2 separate regions of the Homo sapiens genome follow, and region 2 is linked to region 1. Evidence: read pairs that join two places in POLR2A ChIA-PET (ENCODE). Cell type or tissue: Panc1. All regions are shown on one strand.

The links. Peaks named below come from ENCODE experiments on the same cell type or tissue, not always from the same donor. Only the 100,000 strongest peaks of a DNase experiment are listed, where the experiment ranks them.
Region 2: POLR2A ChIA-PET joins it to region 1 with 13 read pairs; 3 of 35 experiments call an interaction of 5 or more read pairs at or near these places.

Annotation. Positions count from the first base shown.
Region 1 is chr6:72,087,456-72,095,455 of GRCh38, forward strand. All of the region lies in intron 2 of RIMS1 (regulating synaptic membrane exocytosis 1), which reads left to right. Among named protein-coding and RNA genes, the nearest start is that of RIMS1, 200 kb to the left of the region's middle. In Panc1, no CTCF peak of the experiment used is centred here; no DNase peak of the experiment used is centred here.
Region 2 is chr6:72,137,432-72,145,431 of GRCh38, forward strand. The region is part of intron 4 of RIMS1 (regulating synaptic membrane exocytosis 1); the gene reads left to right. Among named protein-coding and RNA genes, the nearest start is that of RIMS1, 250 kb to the left of the region's middle. In Panc1, a CTCF peak has its summit at 3,541 (motif pointing right); a DNase peak (open chromatin) is centred at 3,580.

The DNA of each region.
Region 1 (8,000 bases):
GAGGAATGAGCAAGAACATTGTCATGGTGGAGAAGGACTCTCAGATGGCATTTCCCTGGGACTTTTTCTACTAAAGGTTGACTAACTTTATCAAAACACTCTCATAATAAGCAGATGTCATCATTCCTTGGCCCCCCAGAAAGTGAGCAAGCAAAATGGCTTGAGCATCCCAAGAAACTGTTGCCATGACATTTGCTTTTGACTGGTCTGCTTTTACTTTGACTGGACCACTTCCACCTCTTGAAGGCCATTCTTTTGATTGTGCTTTGTTTTCAGGATCATACTCATAAAGCCATATTTCATCTACTATTAACAAATCTTCAAATAAATACTTTAGCATATTTATCCCACTATAAAATTTCCATTGAAAACTCTGCTCTTCTCTGCAGCTGATCTGGGTGCAATGGTTTTGGCACCCATCAAATGGAAACTTTGGTCAACTTTAATTTTCCAGTCAGAATTGTGTAAGCTGAACCAATTGAGATGTCTATCGTGCTGGCTACTATTTCTGCTGTTAATTATCAGTACCCTTCAATTAGGATATGAACAAAATGATTTTTTTCCTCACAAATTGATGTATGTGGTCTGCTACTACAGGCTTCATCTTCAACATCATCTCATTCCTTCTAAAAATGAGTCATCCACTTGTAAACTGCTGATTTATTTGGAATATTGTTCCATAAATTTTTCATAAAGTGTCAGTGATTTCACCATTCTTCTGCCCAAACTTCACTTGCATTAATTTTTATTTTATTTATTTACTTTATTTATTTATTTATTTATTTATTTATTTATTTATTTATTTATTTTGAGACCGAGTCTCACTCTTGTCACCCAGGCTGAAGTGCAATGGCCTGATCTCGGCTCACTGCAACCTTTGCCTCCCAGGTTCAAGCGATTCTCCTGCCTCAGCTTTCTGAGTAGCTAGGATTACAGGCGCCTGCCACCACACCCAGCTAATTTTTTGTAATTTTTAGTAGAGATGGGGTTTCACCATGTTGGCCCGGCTCCAGGCTGGTCTCGAACTCCTGACCTTAGGTGATCTACCTGCCTCAGCCTCCCAAAGTGCTGGGATTGCAGACGTGAGCCACTGTGCCCGGTCACTTGAAATTTCATGTTTGTTCTTGCTTCAGTTTTAGAGGAATTCATGTTGCTCTCATAGAAGCTCTTTTCAAACTTATGTTTTATCCTTCTTAGTGGCTCAAACTATTAGTAGGTACTTTTCAGACATGTTATAACAGTTATTACAAGTTCATTTTGGTGCAAGAAAGTTTTGAAAATGCATAGTTTTTTAGTAATACTAATTTTCTATGAACTTTTTGAAGACCCCTCATATAAGTAATTTGCTTGGGGAACTGAATCTATTTTTTAAATTTCCTGGTGGTGGCAAAATGCTTTCCATAGTAATGTATGCTTAGTGTATGATGAAGAAAAAGAAAGGGAGGGAGAGGAGAGAAGAGAAGAGAGGGAAGGAGAGGTGAGGAGGGGAAGGAAAGGAGGGGAAGAGAGGGAGGGGAGAGAGATAAAATGGAAAATGAATGGGAAAGGGAGATCTTAGACTTAGACTCAGATATTGTTCACCCCTGGTACAGTGGAAGGAATTAAGCAATTTGACATAGATTAGAGGATTGTAGCTGAAGTGGAAGACTGACCCTCACAATATACATTTCAAAATCATTTTAGGAAGTCTTACGAAAAAGCTAGAAATCTGAAAACTGCATTTCATAGACTCTCCTGCAGCTAGAATTCCTGATGTAATTTAGGTTCCATCAGTCAAATGGGCTTGCATGAGATTTGAATTGAAACTGATTTAGATGCAGAGCCACGACAACACACTGGGCATCATTTTCCCGGGATCTCCTGCTGTGGCTCTTGTGGTGGCTTCTAGATCAGAATACCTTAGCTGAGGTGGTAGGACACTAACACTAGCCATTTGGACAGTAGGTTTCTGATTTCTGCGGCTTCCTGATTGAGGAATTTGGTATTTTTGTTTTGTTTTGTTTTTTGTATTAGACAGGGTCTCACCCTGTCAACCAGGCTGGAGTGCAGTGGCATGATCATGGCTCACTGTAGCCTTGACCTCCGAGGCTTAAACAATCCTACCATGTCAGCCTCCTGAGTAGCTGGGTCTACAGACATGCACCACCATGCCTGGCTAATATATTTTTATCTAGAACTAGAAATACCATTTGACCCAGCCATCCCATTACTGGGTATATACCCAAATGACTATAAATCATGCTGCTATAAAGACACATGCACACGTATGTTTATTGCGGCATTATTCACAATAGCAAAGACTTGGAACCAACCCAAATGTCCAACAATGATAGACTGGATTAAGAAAATGTGGCACATATACACCATGGAATACTATGCAGCCATAAAAAAATGATGAGTTCATGTCTTTTGTAGGGACATGGATGAAATTGGAAATCATCATTCTCAGTAAACTATCGCAAGAACAAAAAACCAAACACCGCATATTCTCACTCATAGGTGGGAATTGAACAATGAGATCACATGGACACAGGAAGGAGAATATCACACTCTGGGGACTGTGGTGGGGTGGGGGGAGGGGGGAGGGATAGCATTGGCAGATATACCTAATGCTAGATGACGAGTTAGTGGGTGCAGCGCACCAGCATGGCACACGTATACATATGTAACTAACCTGCACATTGTGCACATGTACCCTAAAACTTAAAGTATAATAAAAAAAAATTTTTTTTATAGAGATTGGGTCTAGCTTTGTTGCCCAGGCATTTCTCAAATTCCTAGGCTCAAGTGATTCACCCACCTTGGCCTCTCAAAGTGCTGAAATTACAGGCATGTGCCACTGTGCCTGGCCTGATGGTGGAACTTTGAGTAGTTAGCTTGTGATTTTGTTTTGAGGGGCATTCCAAGAGATCAATCCAAGACCCCACAACCATCCCTCTTCCAACTATTTTGTAGCAGAAAACTCCATTATTTAACCTTTTTGTCTAAAAGACTGTGCTGTTTGTTATTTTCTACTCAACTCTGACACAAGAAGCCACGATGTACAAACATCATTAAAAAAAAAAATAGTGACCCTTGAAATTTTGCAAACTTTTATAGCTCCTCTATTATAGAGTGGAATCAAAAAGGCAGTTTCACTAAAAGGGGGACAATTGTGTTGTGGGGACAACAAAGAGTTTTTTAACTGTAAAACTATATGACTTACTGTCCTTCTTTGACACTGGTACATGCTGTCATGAACTGCTAATTTATATTTATGTATAACTTACTTTCTAAATTGATTATACATTCATTGAAGTCAAGAACTGTGAATTTATGTTCAACAGTGTAGTGTGATGTCAAAATGTGTATAAACAAGCCTCCAACCTACTAGACTAGCAAAACATTGAATTTCAGTCATTATTAGGGCTCCCTCTTGGACAACCCCCGTGTTTTTTGGAGGCTCTTAATCAGTCCATCGTTCTCAGAACAACTCTCCTGGCTTTAATATCCATGCCACTAACTTCATAAGGACTTGGTGGTGCCCATGTGCTAAGGTTGACGAAGGGAACGCGTGATGGCACTGATCTGTTTTCTGTGCCAAAGGCGTCAAGGGAAACAGAGGCCATGCTTATTGTTTTCAGCACCTATGCCCTTCCACCATTGTACACACATCCTAAAGCAATCCTCCTGTTGGAAGTCCTGCATGCAAACTATCCTGGCCTCTGCCCTGCTTTTACCTCAGAGAAAGCCCTCACCTGCTCTCAGAACCTACCACTTGGAGTTTTAAAACTTTAAAACAATAGCTTCCATCCTTTCCTCCTCTGGAAAAATCCAGTTCTATTTGCCTAGACTTCATAAAGGAAATCCAGGAAGAAAGGTAGAATTTTCTCCTAGATTCTCATTACTTTGGGAATGGGAGAAGAAAAAATACCAAATAGAAAAATGTGAATTTCTGCACTAATTAGAAGGATTTCTCTACATTCCACTATTATGATTTACTTGTTCAACAAATACATATTAATTTGTACAAATGTCATCAATAATTGCTTGTTTAAATTATTTATTTTGCATTCATAGCATGATATTTAGATTTTCAGACATTTATAGAATAATATTTAGTTTTTTAGGCATTCATCTTTGTTTCTTTTGAAATATATGCTATTAATCACCCAAACAACTTTTTTACAAATTGAATTTTAGAGTTTCTTGAATTGAATGTACAATTATTAAAATAATGCAACAATTATTATATAGTGAAACAATGAAAAAAAACAGAACCTCATATCCTGGGAGAAAGTTTCAATATCAATGCTTTTCTTTTGATAGCATTGTGTATTTTACAATACTCTCCATTTTCCATGTGGATAATTTAAATCTGTGATTTGTGATCATATATTTTGTTAACCTCACTAGTCAATAAGAATATATTGTTAATTCTAAAATCGAAGTGTACAAATAAATTTCACAAAAAGGTTTTACATTTGCAGTCCCACATTTACTGTAAGACCATTTAATAAAATATGTATTTCCATTTATTATTCATAATAGAACACTGTCACAAATCTTAAAGCATTAAAACATCAGATACAAAAAATAAATGTGCTGTTTATGGTTTCACTACCAGTATCTTGCTTCCAAAGGCACATTTTATTATGAGGACAGCATCTTGACAACATGAGATATCAGAGTAATGTAAGGGGAATATGAATTGAGAAAAGGGCATTAAGGTTGTATTTTAAGAGAACAATTTAATAGAACAGTGCAGGTTATGGAATAGGTAGATTTTAAGGACGTAGGAGTGAGGAATGCCCTCTCTCCCTTTCCTCCTTCCTTCCCTCCCTCCCTCCCTCCCTCCCTTCCTTCCTTCCTTCCTTCCTTCCTTCCATAATATTGGCTGGTAAAATAAGGAGCATTGCAGGAAATAAGTTGGAGAAGTTGACAGGGACCTGAGTTGGACTTTTTCTTCCAGAGCAGAATAAGAGAATCTTATCTGTAAGTAAAGGAAGAAACCCAGAAAGAAAAAATATTTGAAGATTAAGAGAGTTATAGACTGAGAAAAAGCAAGCTCTTTCTTCTCTCATTATACTCCCTACTGGGACGTCTATACCAGTAGTTTAAACAAGACCTGCTGCTGAAACAAAAAAGGAATTTCTAAAGCACATGAGAGGAGGGCATAGATGGGTACAGGTCACCAAGGGCCAGCATTGAGAAGGATGTGATTCCCTGTAGAGTTTGGAGTGATGGCTGTGTGAATGGCCTCATGAGCTTTGGGATGAAGCACTTGGTGAAAAGCTGCCCCAGGCCACTTAGGTATGTCCCTCTGGGAGAAGAACATGGTGCCCTGGTGGCTGTCTTCCTTAGGACCTACTCCAAGATCCCCCATGGAGAAAGTGAGAAGCTAGAGATCTCACCGTCATACCTCAGTGGAGAAGTCTCATCCAACCAACTCACTTGCCATGACCAACTAGAAAAGGAATAATTGCTGCCTGCCCACCTGTCACAGCCAGGAGACCTTCAATTCTATGTAGCCCTGATTTGCTATTCAATGCTATTTGATGAGACAGAACTGAATCTGAATCTTTTTCTTTCTAATATTAAATCATTCATACATACAAAACAGTATTATAAAACATACATGTAAGGTGTAAAGAAAAAATAAACTACATCATGTAACCCCTCCGCCACTAGCTTAAGAAATAAAACGATTTTAGGAATTTCGGGTCCTAGAGAGTTTGGGAAAAGTTTAGATATGTATTAAGCATATGTATGTGAGTATATATATATATATATAAAAACATGTGTGTATATATGTATATACATATATGTATACACACACATACACACACAAAGAGAACTCAATAAGATTAACTAGTAAGTTTAATCTACTGGATAGATATACATATGTTATATGCAATTAAGTTTATCATTGTCATGTGCAAAATAAAATGAATACTTTTTACTAGTAGTTTACACTCTGTAGTAATGCTTTTAAATTTAAGCTCTATACCAGTTTTTGTTTTTTTGCTTTTCTGTTTGTTTTTCTTAATAATTCCCTGAGATCTCTTTTTTCTATCCTTTTATTTCAAACATTCTGTGCCTTTATATTTTGGGTATATCTCTTCAAAACTTCATTTAGCTGGATTTTTAAAATCTAATGTGATGATCTTTGTCTTTTGATGATACTTCTTGTAATGTATAACATTTGTGATTCCTCATGTGTTAGATTTTTTTTTACCATGTCATACTGTAATATTTAAATGTTCTGCTTTGTCTATGTTTATGTATTTATTTATTTTAACTCTTATCTTCTTTTAGATTGACTTTTTTCTCATTCCGTATTTTTTCCGCTACTGGTTTGGATATCATACACTCTATTTCAATTATTTTTGGTGAATACCTAACTAAAATTTTATTTTCAATCACTTCTACAGGAGTTAAAACTGAAGTTCTTGGTCACAGAACCTCAGTACATGTTTCTTGGCATCTGCTTCAGAGATATGTTACTTTTCTGAATTACTGCTTCTCTTTCATTTTTGTCCTTTGAGAATTTGCATACTTTCCAGCTCAAACGTACATTAAAAGTTACCTTTTTAAATATTACACCCAGAATTTTCAGTGTTTTGTGAAGTAGGATGTATTAGGATATGTTGTCCTCAATATGAACTTGTTTGTAAGTTGTATGGACTTTTTTCTCAAAACAGACTAATTTATACCTATATGTATAAATTTTCCATTCAGCAAATATGGGTGTGTATTGGCTGCTACAAAGGAAGTGTATGCCTGAACTATTTGCTAAACTGCATTTCCAATATTGTTTACTGTTTGGTAGAAGAGAGGTGTTATGTACGGTAATAAAACATAGTAAAAATATTAAATGGTCTATGAGTGACCCAAATGAAATGCTATGAGATTGCAATAGAGTAAGGTTTTATCTCAGTGGTCAGTGCCCTGCCTGTATATATTGCACAAAGATTTCCTGAAACAGGTTCCCTTTTGATTGCACCATATAAAATTCCCGTATGTTTGAATTTAAAAACACACAGAGGCTTTGGTTTTCAAGCCATTATATCTTAGCATAAAGCACGTACTAATGAGGAATTGACAAACTGCTGTATGGGCAAAATCTGGACTACTATCTGTTTTTGTAAATAAAGTTTCATTGGAGCATATTTACATTCATTCATTTACATACTATCTGTGGCTACTTTCCTACTACAGCAGAAATGAGCAGTTGCAAAAGAAACTACATGACCCTCAAAGTCTAAAATATTTACAATCTGGCTTTATTCCAAAAAGTTTGCCAACACTCATACTACATCATGTTCTATATTTTAGAATAAGTGTATAGGGAAACTTTTTCCTTAGCCTAGTTTTCTCCTTCTCATTTATATTTACTTAAATAGATTTGATTTGGTGGTTCTCACAATAAATATTTATTTATGTACTCTCTGCTTAGAGTTTCCTTGGTTAGATATATTTCCTTGCTCTTATTACTTAATTATTATTATTATTATTTTACTTATTTATTTATTTTGACAGAGCCTCGCTCTGTCACCCAGGCTGGAGTGCAGTGGTGCGATCTCAGCTCACTGCAAGCTCTACCTCCCGGGTTCATGCCATTCTCCTGCCTCAGCCTCCCAAGTAGCAGGGACTACAGCCACCGCCACCACGCCCGACTATTTTTTTTTTTTTTTTTTTTGTATTTTTAGTAGAGGCGGGGTTTCACAGTGTTAGCCAGGATTGTCTTGATCTCCTGACCTCATGATCCGCCTGCCTCGGCCTCCCAAAGTGCTGGGATTACAGGCGTGAGCCACCGCGCCCAGCCCTTCCTTAAAATAATTTTCTTTAGTGGAAGAAGTAAGATTGCCGGTGCCATTTTGCATGATAACTTTTGAAATAACAAGTGCCCACAGTTGTTTTCTACTAGCTTGACCCTAGATTAATTATACTTAAAGTATAAAAAGTTCAGTGTATCAAATAACTCTTCGATAAATTGACCAGATATTCTTGCATTCATT
Region 2 (8,000 bases), 50 kb after region 1:
ATTTCTTTGATTTGTTAAGCTTATGCATTATTTCATGTGTTTTGAGACGTTTAATTTTTATTTTTCTGAGAATTATTTGCTCATAACCTTTGCTTATTTTTCTATTGAGTTGTATTTTTCTTGTCCATTTGTAAGCATTCTTTGTATATTAAGTACATTAGCATTTTATATATTAAATGTGTTTTAAATATATATATATATTCCAATCTGATATTGTGTGTTTACTTTATAGCTTTCTTGTTTTGTTCTTCTGTCCTAAAATTAAGATGCAAAGTTGTCTGCAAAAATTAAGTCTATACAATCTTTTTTTTTTTTTTTTTTTTGAGATGGAGTCTTGCTCTGTCGCCCAGGCTGGAGTGCAGTGGCACGATCTCGGCTCACTGCAAGCTCCGCCTCCCGGGTTTACACCATTCTCCTGCCTCACCCTCCCGAGTAACTGGGACTACAGGTGCCCACCGCCACGCCCGGCTAATTTTTTGTATTTTTAGTAGAGACGGGGTTTCACCATGTTAGCCAGGATGGTCTCGATCTCCTGACCTCGTGATCCACCCGCCTTGGCCTCCCCAAGTGCTGAGATTACAGGCGTGAGCCACCGCGCCCGGCAAAGTCTATACAATCTTAATGCAAAGATCGTATGTGAGTCTGTGTGTGTGTGTGTGTATGTATATGTGTATAGACGGTTCAAAAAGGTAGGTAGACTTTCCTCCTTTTAACTTGTAGGGATATCTATGATACATTTTTATCTAAAAAAGCAAGTTGCTAGAAATGTGTATACATCATTTTCTTTAAAGAAGTTAATTGATATATACAAATGAAACTTATTATTTTCAAATGTACAATTTAATGTTTCTTAGTAACTTTCAGTGTTTCTTGGTAACGTTACAGAGTAATGCAATCATCAGTACAAACCAGTTTTAGAACATTTTAATCTCCCCAATAAAATCCCTTAAGCCCATTTACAATTAATCCTCATTCCTCTCCCCAGCTTCAGGCAAAAACTAATCTACTTTTTATCTCTATAAATCTGCTTTTTCTGGATTTTTCAAATAAATGAAAATCAAATAATTTTATATATGTGTAAAAATGTTTGTATACGTTTGTATGAACAGGAGAAAGCTGAGAAGGCATACACATCTGGCTGTTGACATTAGTTAAAGTCAGAGAAGTGGGATGAGAACAAGGGAGGCAAAACAAAAACAACTAAATAGACACTCTTAAATAAAAAATAATTCAACAAAAAAATATAAAAAGTAAATTTGCATAAGGCACATTACAAAAAATGAAGAAATATATTTTAAAAAATCAACTATAATGAACAATGAAAAATCATTTTCACTATCAGATTGACAAAAATTCAGAAGACTAATAACACCCAGTGTTGTTGGGGGTTTTGAGAAGTGGTCACTATCTTATGTTGCTGGTGGAAGTGTAGGTTACTACTGCTTGTTGTGAAGGGCAATTTGTTAGCCTCCATGAACATTTAAAAGGAGTTTACCATGAACAATTCTACTTTTATATTTTTAAATTCTAGGGAAATTACAGATGAGCAGTGCTATATTTTATAATAACTAAATTAAAATTCCTATAAACACAAACATAAATGCATATAACTGTTTATATGTATATATATGTAGATACACACACGTAGGTATACATAAAGATACATGCCTGTTTCTGTGTGTCTGTGTGTGTGTGTATGTGTGCATATAGTGTTGGAAGGATACATATGAAAAGACTCTGGCCTTTTCTAGGACCTAAAAAGTCCTATTAGAGCTGTAGGGCTCCTCGTCTTCACCACACCTCTCCCAACTTGATCTCATCCTCTCATATAATCCCCTTCACACACTGGTTACTTTGCTGTTCATGAGCACACCAAGTAAGGTCTTGACATTTTCAGTTTCCTATACCTAGAATGACTTCCTTTATAAGTCTGGCCCAAGGTTTGTGCCTCTGCTCATTTGGCATCTCATCAAAGAGGCCCTTTCTAAAAACTTCTTAAAAAGCACTGCCCACCCACTGCTCCTACTCTGCACTGGCCCTTTGTGCTAATTTACATTTCATATAGCACTACCTAACATAGTATATATTGTCAGTGTATCTGCTTCTTCCCACTAGATTATAAGCTTTGTGATCTTGGAGACTTGTTTCCCTAGGGTCTGGTTAGTACCTGGCACATAATAGACACTAAATAATATATATTAAATGTTATGTGGATGGACTAAATTATAATAGATTTGGTATGAAGGGAAAGTTTCAGATTTCAGTTCTTAATATATATAGTTCTTTATTTTTAATATTTTTTTCAAAAGAATACATTTCCCTAATGTGTACATTGTTGTTTTATTAAGTTATTTAAAAATCACAGACCAAATGCAAATCAATCTCTCATCTTTCCAAATTAATTCAGGAAGCATGTTTTTAGTTACATTCTTCCAAATCACCTAAACAAATTCTAGCTTAAAATTAATTAAAGGCCTTAATTTTACATAAGAGGCTTGAAGATTGATTTAAGATATTACATGAACAGTATGAAGGAAACAGCAAGTTAATTTCTTTGTATTTAACTTTGTGGGATAAATGTAGCATTGGTCCAGACAGGGAACAGCTTACCTTATTTCTACTATTATGAAAGAAAAATGTTCCTCATTCTTGTGGACGTCTGAGCTCTGACTAAGTGGAGCTATCTTGGTTTAGAAAACTGTTCTGATCAGTAATCTATAAAAGACTGATTTATTTTATTGTGACCTTTTTTATTTAAAAAAAATCACTTGAACTGCCAACCTTTCTAAAGAATATTGTCTTCACTTTAATGCTTTTAAATGTATAATTATCAGCAAGGAACACTATTATTTTAGTTTCTGTATAATCCTATCTGCCAAGTAGTAACAGAATTAAAAATCAGAAATTATATTGGTAACATAGTTAAACAGAGGCTACAGTCTGTAAGGAGGTTATCTAGATATCAAATAATTCCAAGGTATTTCAGTACATTTAGAATTTTAAAAATTCTTTAATATTTTCCCTGGTAGAATTTACAAAGCATCAGGAAGAGAAAATGTCCCTGTCATACAGTATGACAGATAATGGTTAAATATTTCCACTTGGCATGATTACTATATTTAAAACTTAACACCTTCCACCCTTTATGATAGTTATTTGTATTTTGTCTGAGTGTGTGAGAAAAAGCACTTTGATTTCTCCAACAAGAAAGCAGAGCCCTGTTATGTGTGTTAGTGCTGTAAGACCTCTAACTTCCCAGAGTTTTTGAGATCAGAAAAGAAGACATTTGGATTGCATTTCCCATCTTCAGATTATCAAGGATTACAGACCATTTTAGTTCAATTTCGTATTTCTGTCCTTAAGAGACATCAACATTTATATGATATATACTCAAATATAACTGTTTTCCTGTTGTCATATAGATGTAAAGATACTTTTTAGCAAAAGTACATAGTTTTCCTAAGGGTTTGGGGTTGAGAAAAGTAAGTTGGGAACAAGTCTTCAAGGAGGGAGGAATTTATTTCTTAAGATGGTGATGTTCTCTATCCTTCCACAGGATGGCAGGAAAAACTTGGTAATTTACCCAGTTGATGAGTAGTAGGTTATACATATCTGTATTTTAAGGTGGGTATGACTTCCAATATTTCCAACAATATTTTGATAGACATTTCTGCATATCTTCTAGGAGTAGATGTTTTCACTAATAGTTTAACAAACTATTTGAAACAAATCTATAAAGTTAGCCATCTAATAACACAGTTGTGGAGTTTAGATAAAGATTCATTGAGAAACTGTATGGTCTATGAATATATGGGAGGGATAATAAAAGCATCAGTGACATAGTGCCAGACAGTTGAGCATGAAGGCCATCAGCATGCTGTTACTAGAAAATAACTCTAGTGGAACTTTTAATGCTATTAAATTTCCAAATTCCCTCCTCCCCCTCAAAAAAAGTTTAAATGTACTTCCAGGTTTTGGGTATTTAAGTCAAATGACTAGTAAATCTGATAATCCATTATTGTGACACTTGGTAAATTAGAGGCTGCAATTTGAGGCAAAGTTCTCATTAATAAGTTACATTTTCCCTAAGAATAATAGTGTTGAATGGTGTCCAGCATGCTTAGTACTCAGAAGAATAAAACTTGCCTTCAAATGAAAGAAAATAAGGAGAGTCCTAATTAATTTTCCTTACATTTTGACATTTTATAAATTTATTTAAATTTTACCACACAATTTAAATAACCCGTGATAGAGTAAGTACTAAAGTTTTAAAGTTTTAAATAAGTGTTTAAGCATAGTGAAAAAAATCTTTGGTGTTATATTTTTAAAATGTGTTTTTCAGAATTTCATGATAAGTCACTAGACTTGGATTAAAGTGGTTGGTTCTCACCTCAGCTGAGCTATTAGTAAAATGTATCACTGTGGACAAGTTATCTAAATGTAGTTTCCTTTCCTAGAAAGTAACAGGTATTGAATTAGGTGGCCTATTAGCTTCCTTCAAGTTCTAACATTTTTGTAATAAAAATATTTTTACTTTGTGTTCTTTGATAAAATATTTTATATTATGCTTTTAAAACATCTATTAAAAGTGACATACTGCATTTGTCTTAGTTGCTAGTGGGTCTTTTAAATTTTGTATGATGTCCTATAAGAGATCACTGTTTTTAAATTTGTACACTAAGTATGTGACTGGAAATTAATTTAATCTGGCCCCTCTAAATATCAAGCCATTTAATATTTTATCTCTTCTGGCAGAAAAAAAAATCATTGGGTTAACCATTATTGTCCTCCCTTTATAGGAGAAAAGTAAATTGACCTGCTATATTTACAAAGCAGGTATGCCTAACTCCAAAGATGGTGATTCCCCCCCTACAGTGCCATTTTAAATGAAAACACATTATTTTTTCCTTGGAACAAAATATGTGGTATTTTGTTATTATTTTAAAGTGATATTCTGACAGAAAGTAGTAGAACATCGTTTTATGTATTTTAACAGGTTAGATGGTAAATTCCTTGTCTATGATATGACCTCTTTCTACTTCCTGAAAAAAGGAGACAATTATTCATATATTATTTTCAAAATCTATCAGAGCTACCCCAGATCATCAATAAAAGATAGCTCTTTTATGAGTGGTCACAGACTGATCTCAGTGTGAAATCACTGTCAAATAACATTTTCCATTATGTATATAGAAATGAGGTTATCGCCAGCTTAAAATTAAGCAGCAATCATCTTGCAATGACAGTTGTTTCTGCTTTATTATAATATCATTTCCATGGTAACTAAACAGAGCACCATAAAGGAAGGATTATGCTAGCAGGTGTGAAATAAACAGCAGGAGGACACTTACAAAAACTTTATAAAAACTTGAAGATAGATGACATTTTTAATAAACATTGCAACCAACGATAATACATATGGACTTAGGAAGGGAATAACAATTTAACCTAGTATATGAAGTACATGGTTAAAACTCTTCTAATACTAATTTATTAGAAGTAGAGAAATTTATGCAAACAGCTTTCTCCATAGGACAGTTTTATTAAGCAGGCTATTTTTGCAAATTCTTTGATCACCATGTAATCGTGATCAAAGAATTGTGATGTGATGTATTGGTATGTAGTGGATAAAATTATGTCCAGAATATAGTGTTCATGGTGGTTGATGTGCCTGTTTTCCTTTATTTTTAATTGAAAGCTGTTTCCATTTGTTTCTAACATATAGGCTAGTGATAAAATTCTCTTAAATGTGATATTTATCTCAAGACTATGAGCAGAAAGATATATTATTTCTTTTTAAATATATACGTAGTTGTGGTTTCTGATAGAAAGAAATACATTTTAGATGACTGGGATATGGATTTAGCCTTGTTTCTATTTCAATTTGAGCCATATCAAAATAGGATATTGTTTAAGTGCCATGGTTTTGGAGAAAAGACAGTCAGCTTAAATTACTTAATGAGAGCTGGGCATCATAAAGAGAGTCCAAAGCAAAATACTGGGTTCACAATGTCTCAACCTATGGCCTTGGTATTTGGGAAAAAATGGTCAATTCCAGAAGGTAGATCTTGGTGGAAGTCAGGATGAAGTCAAGAGGCTGTCAGCAATGGAATGTGGAAATGTGTGCAGTATTTCACAGCTTCTGTGATTATGGGCTATGGTACTGAAGGCAGAGAAAGGAAGGTTCTACGTTGAAACCTTGGTGATGAACCAGCCTTCTATCACGCTGTGTTGGTATTTAGTTGATGTTTAGCACTGCCTGTGAAGATCAAACTCCAGTTTGAGCAGAGGTTGGCTCCAGACAATGCCAAAGAGGATACAATTAATTTCTAAACATACTTAATAGTTTCTACATTATCGTATTTTTACGTCTTTTCTGCTAGAAGCATTGCACTTCAACAAATGACACATTACTGCATAAAGCCCCATTTCTTGAATGAAAACTCTGAGCCATCTATAGTTTTTAGAAATTAAAGGATAGCATATGTATCCTGGAATTGGTGAGTAAAAGGACAGGGAAAAGTAAAGAAAGGTGAGGATGGCAATAATAGCAAGTAAACATGTCCTGGACCACAGTATTTTGGGTGGATAAAATTATTGCATGAAATTCATGGCTTCCAGTTCTTCCACTATAGCAGCGAACGCAGGCCCGTATTACTAAAGCAGCATATCATTATTTAACCAATTTAAGATACAGTCACAACAAAAATGACAACTATTCATTATGCATCTATTAAGTGTTATTCAAGCAGTTGGCCATTAACAAAGTAGTGTACTTTAAGGCCATATTCATTTTTACTCAAGATTACTTCTTGCCAATGCCTCAATGGTTCTGAATTTCAGAAAAGCAGCTAATATGCACTCTGTTAGAGAATAAATAAGGAGTAACATCTACTTAACTTCTTGAGTAGAGCAGGAGTTTGAGATGGAAGTTCTAAAGAATGTGTCTCCTGTCTTCATGAAATATCAGTGATGTAGTATTTTTCTTGGTCACTTTGCCCGCTGGGGTCCTCCGTGAAGAGACATGTATCAAGACGTAGACATTTATCAAAATGAAAGTAGAGGATAAAGACAGCTCAAAAGTCCTAAGGCTGCTGACATGAACAGATAATTGGTGGCTACAGTTGTGCCTGCTAAGATTTGGGTGCATGGGGCTTCGCTTTGGTTAGCTCCCATGGTCTTCTTTTCCAAAAAAAAAAAGAAGCCTTCAGGTTAAAGACACTCCATTTACCCCCAGCACCTGGCAGGATTTGCAGGATAATTGCCCAGAATTAGAATATTGATCTAGTTTTTTACATTACCCATCCCTTTTATTTCTTTTGAGCTACAGCTGGAGATCACTGATTGGTTCACAGGAATGAGGGTTAGTCTAAAATGCAGACAAAAACTTAAAAACAACTAATGAGACTAGAATGTAATGACAAGTGTATGATAAGGATTTTTTTTCTTTCTTTTTTCTTTTTTTTTTTCGAGATGGAGTTTCGCTCTTGTCACACAAGCTGGAGTGCAGTGGCGTGATCTTGGCTCACCACAACCTCTGCCTCCTGTGTTCAAGTGATTCTCCTGCCTCAGCCTCCTGAGTAGCATAATTTTTCTCTCTCCAGTTCTTTTGTTAAAAACAAATCATAATAGAACTGAGTTGTTTGTAAAATAAACTTTAGTCTTATACTTGGCCTGATTATTTGCATAAAGTGCAGCAAAAATAATTATGTTTCCCATAGGCTTTTTAAAATTGGCTTTGATGGAATTCTGCTTCATAAGGAATCTCAGATAAGACCTTTTAAAGCCAAGCCCAGCCATGGGTTTGCACCTTCAAATACCTATGAATTGGGTAAATTCCTCTCTTCTTGATGTCCCCAAGATAACTTGGGCTCCTGGGCCTATTAGAAAGTGACATTTTTGGCCAGGTGTGTCGGCTCACGCCTATAATCTCAGCACTTTGGGAGGCTGAGGCAGGTGGTCCACAAGGCCAACAGATCAAGTCCACCTGGTCAACATGG